Regions from separate parts of the Mus musculus genome. Here region 1 is linked to region 2. A link is a loop called in an ENCODE intact Hi-C map of the cell type or tissue named here. Cell type or tissue: left cerebral cortex. All regions are shown on one strand.

The links. A loop is a pair of places that touch in the nucleus more often than their neighbours do. Peaks named below come from ENCODE experiments on the same cell type or tissue, not always from the same donor. Only the 100,000 strongest peaks of a DNase experiment are listed, where the experiment ranks them.
Region 1: a loop joins it to region 2, with 2.1 times the contacts of the local background. A loop is called at or near these places in 2 of 42 quality-filtered maps.

Annotation. Positions count from the first base shown.
Region 1 is chr8:23,988,011-23,990,510 of GRCm38, reverse strand. The region is part of intron 5 of Zmat4 (zinc finger, matrin type 4); the gene reads right to left. Among named protein-coding and RNA genes, the nearest start is that of Gm51564, 56 kb to the left of the region's middle. In left cerebral cortex, no CTCF peak of the experiment used is centred here; DNase peaks (open chromatin) are centred at 932 and 1,214; H3K27ac peaks cover 888 bases.
Region 2 is chr8:24,385,626-24,388,125 of GRCm38, reverse strand. It overlaps Gm30633 (a long non-coding RNA gene), which reads right to left. Exons shown (of 3, transcript XR_378810.2): 2 at 1,264-1,454. Among named protein-coding and RNA genes, the nearest start is that of Gm30633, 4.7 kb to the right of the region's middle. In left cerebral cortex, a CTCF peak has its summit at 1,492 (motif pointing right); a DNase peak (open chromatin) is centred at 1,498.

The DNA of each region.
Region 1 (2,500 bases), 400 kb after region 2:
ATCACTGCATTATTGTGAAGCCAAGAACGATGCAGTTGATGTTCCAAGCGCAGTCCTAATAGGCCGCACATACTCACTATCCTTATTCACGTTCTCATTCTTGTTTGTTCTGAGCGGCAGCATAATTGCTTTGGGGGTCACTTTACAGAAGCAAGGACCAGTCGTGTGATAACACAAATGATAGGCAGTGAAGCAGGCTCTACGCTAAACAAGTTATTTATGACAACTGGAAAGCTCTGCTCTGTACTATTAGCAAGTTTTCCTATTTCCTTCCAGGCATCCCTACCATGTGCAAGCAATAGGTTTTCCTCATAGGCTGGTATTCTTCTGTCCACTATCCAGCCTTTATTTCCCAGTCTGACCCACTCATGGATTTGAACTACAGCTTTGTGTGTGTGATCTGACGTCCACCCAGCCAGACTTAGACTTGCTCCAAGCTCCAGATGAGCATGTCTAGTGGACAGATGTCATCCTTGTTGAAGGGACCTCCAACTCAACATCACTAATCCTGATCTCTGCCCCACTCCCGTCACCATACTTCTGTATACATGTTCCCTGGCCTATGCTCTAGTTAATGGGGTTTCTACCCATCATTCTCCTAACTCAGTCCCTCACCTGCCAGTTTAAATGGGCTCAGTAAAGTTTGGCCCTTCCCCTCTCACCTTCTGCCTACTATTCACTTGTTTACCTTATGCAAATCCTCTTGGATTTCCTAAACCAGACAGTTTTCTGGACTTGATGCCCACTCACTATGAGTCATTAAAATGCTTACCATAGGACTATATGCAGTGAGTCACTTGTACCTTCCTCTCCTGCTGCTGCTGCTGCTGGACAAACTTTGTTGAGGTTAGGAAATCTAGCATTCTAGGCAACCACCCAAAGGGCTTGGAAGAAGTGACCTGGAAGTATGAGCATGGTAAGCTTCCAGGCTGATTTGCCTCCACTGAATATCAGAATAGAGCTAGATAAGGAGATTTCTACCTTTTCCTCTTTCCTGTTTTGCTGGATGATGCACATACCAAGGGGTATCCCTGCTAGGATGGTTCCGTTGTCTCATAGCTCCTCGGCAGCCAGGGGCTGCACATATCCCTCTTTATGGCTTCCCATCTTTCCCACACCATCTATCTTCTCCTTCGCTTCTCCTGTCCTGGGTTTTGGACTTTGCAAACCAAATGTAAGCTTTCTAATTTTTGTCTCCAGCTCTATTTTCTAGGGAATCCAGGAATAAGTCTACCTCTAAAAAGGAGTTGATGCAGCTTTAAATTGAAGCCTCTTTACAATAAGCAAAGAGCCCTTGGCTCACTTCCCTATTTCTGGATCAAGTATAAAAGAAAAAAAAAATATAAAGTATTCATAGTTTAAAGGCATGTTTGAGGAAAGCTGTAGCTTTCTTTCTTTCTTTTTTTTTTTTTTTAATACAAACTTTGGCTTTGGGCTTTCCAGCAGCCAGGGTAAAGAGGAAAAGACCAGACTCACAAGGAAATAATGATTAGTAGTAAATTCATCAAGATAAAAAAGGTGTGAACTGTTCCTAGGCCCTGAGATGTGGGTAGAATTTATTTCAATAGTTTATTGCCTTATGTTTACTGTGCAAGTATGTGTTCTGCCACAAGCTATGCCTGAGCCCTGGCTTTGAGGAGAATCGATCCTGATCTCTACTGACACTCTTAGAGCAATGCACGGCGACACATCCCTTACATCAGGCACATTTTTAAACAAAAAGTTTAAACACATATGCACACACACACAGACAGAGCGCGCTGTGCTGCCATGTGGCTATTTTAATACCAACTTAGGTAAAGAGCATAGCCATGTGGCTATTTTAATACCAACTTAGGTAAAGAGCATAGCCAGGCATACATATATATACATATATACATGCACATGCACATATGCGCACAGGCCTCACATGCTGATGGACACAAGGTTTCCTAGAAATGCAAGCAGTTCCTAGACTCACACATCTGAGCCCTGAATCTAGGGTGGAGGCAGGATATTTTTGAAATGTTTTAAGTATATGGCCACTAAAGTTTGAATATAGGCCATTTCTAACACTTCAAAGTAAAGGTTATCTTCAAAGTTGTTATAATTTTAATAGCAGAAGTTAGTTCTATGGAAGATTCTAAATATTACCGCAGAATTCTGGGTCACAACATAATAGCATTGTGCATTCTACTGTGGGGCTTACAAGATGTATATAAACCTAAAATAAAATAAAATAAAATAAAATAAAATAGAAAGTAACAGAGTAGCTGAGCATACTTTCAGCAAGCATCTATGAGCACACTCTGAGATTGCAATAGCAGCAATAATCTGTGAGCACACTCTGGGGTCACAATGGCCATCGTAAGGGAAAAGGATGACATGCAGAAGTGAGATATTCAAAAGTGGAAGCAGCACTCCCCTGAATACTTCAGAGGAAAATCCACCCAGTAAAAGGATGTGTCACTAGACTGTTCACAGATGCAAAGTGAGCATTTAGTATACATCTACAGAAGAG
Region 2 (2,500 bases):
GCAGGGAATCTAAGCTCAAGCCACCAGCAGCGATGACCACAGGCTTCCCCTTAGGGCCACTTTCCAGGTATTCTCTCAAGGTGGCAAACCCTTGGAGGGCTAGCTCTCAAAGGGGTCACCCCATTCTTTGCACTGGTGCAATTCGGAAGGTGAAGGGGTTCTTTGTAACTACAATCTTCAGTGTTTCCCAAAGGTCTGTGTGTCCAAGGGCTGATTCCCTAGTGGGATGTCAGTAGGAAGTACTGGAAGTTTGTGGAACACTGGCAGATACGTAAAGGAAGAGCAACGTGGGTTAAACACTCCAGCAGCGCAGGCAGATTAACAGACCTTAACACTCAAGAGCACACACTGCAGAGTTTGAGACTGTCTTGGTTTACACTGAGAGACCCTGTCTCAGGAGTCAAAACAAAATAAAGCACATCCCCCTCCAACAATGAAGCAGTCACTGTTTTGATACGGAGTTCCTCTGAGGTGGAATGTGGCTTCTCAGAACCCCCTCTTCCCCACGTTATTTGACAACAATGGGTAGCAATGTGATCAGCCACCTGGTATGAACAGGCAAAGGTCTACCTGCTTGTGAGCTGTAGGCTGAGGACAAAGAGCTTTCGCCAAAGTTACCTTAAAGGCAGAAATTATATATATATGTAAAAAATATGTAATATATACATTTACATATAGTTATGTAATTATATATTCTATAAATTTGTATATATCACAGAATTTAAATTATATAATATTAGTATACAATTATATACAAATATATATTATTCATATATTATTAATTATATAATACATTGACATATATTATATATTGATTTAGGTATAATTATATATAATTTACACATTTAATATATAATATAAATGTGGAGTATATAAAATATAAATATGTTTATATAAAATATAAATATAAAATATATCTTATACAAAATATATAAATGCATAAATATATTATATAAAATACATATTCATATATAGTAAATTTTATACATTTATACATTTATATAATTATATAGACTTTAAAATTTATATATAAATATAAACTATATATATATTTATACATAAGTAACCTTTTTATATTTATATAAAATTATATAGTCATATATAAACATATATTTTAAATACATGTAAATATATAATATACCATATATTAAAGTATATTTATATATACATTTTATATATGACTGTTATATATAAATTTATGTTTATATTAATATATTAATATTTAAATATATAATATGTTAAATACAAAATATATACACTTACATGTATGTTTAAATTAGAGAACAGGATTTGAAGGAGAGAGAAGACATTCTATAAAGGAAGTTCAGCTGCACACATTACCATGCTGAATCACTTTGCTGGCCTCATACCATGGTGTGACTGTTGCTGCTTCTTTGCTGTGTGTTTTGTTTGATCTGATCTTGCTTTGTTTTCCCCCAGTCCTTTAACCTGCCCTGTTGGAAATCAACAGCCCAGTTAGAGCAGTAGAAACCACCAGGGGGCGCTCACATCCAACCGCAAGCCAAGTGGAGCACGAGGCTGGGTTGTGTTTTTTAGAGTTTCTGTCTTAAACCTTTATTTGTAAATCTTTATTTGTCATTCCAAAACTTGGCAAGAATTGCAAGCCCTTGAGTATGGTACTGTCTCCCTTAGCATGTAGAATTTCTCCAACCATTCTCTATTTGATAAAAGAGTTATCACATGGCAGAATGTTGTTTGCTTTGCTCAACATAACCAAAGAATTCAAACTGAACACATTTAGTCTTTGTTTTCAAATTAGAAGACCTCATTTCCTCAAATTGTTATCGAAAGGTTTGGTCAGTCAAGTGATAAATGTCAAATATAATAAGCCACTTTGGTAAGCTCTCTAACCTTTCGCCACCATTGCCATTAAAGGAGTGATGTACGTGACCGGATTGAACTCATTATTAGCAATGTGTAATTCTGCTATCATCGCTTGCAATGAGATGACTTAGATAGCACTTCTGCTTTGAAAGTTATTTGGGAATTGACCCCCGCAATCAATTTCATATATTTGATTTGGAATTTTCTCTATTAGCAGTTGAGCAATAAACTCCAATCAGGAACAAGTGCCAGACAGCAGGCTACAAACACTAACCCAAAGCCGCGGTGAAGATGGTCTGCTTTCTCAATCTCGCACATTTTTCCTTTCCCTCCGCTATTGATTGTACAGCACAGAAGCAATTTAGCTGGCTGTTAAGTAGGCCTAATATATATAAATCCCAACTTGTGCTTCAGGTAAACTAAGGCCCCGAGAGGGAAGAGCAGGTAAGATGCACTGTGGACCTAGGGGCGGGGAATATAGTTCCGTGGTAAAGCGTTTACCCAGTGTGCATGCAGGAGGACTGGGTTCCTTCCTCAATAATGCACACCCCAAAGAAAGACAGAGAAGAAAGGGAGCCATTCCTGCTCATTTATGACACCACCTAACTCAGTCTGGAGCAGAGCCTGCGGCCATTTACCAAGCTCCTGGAGGAAG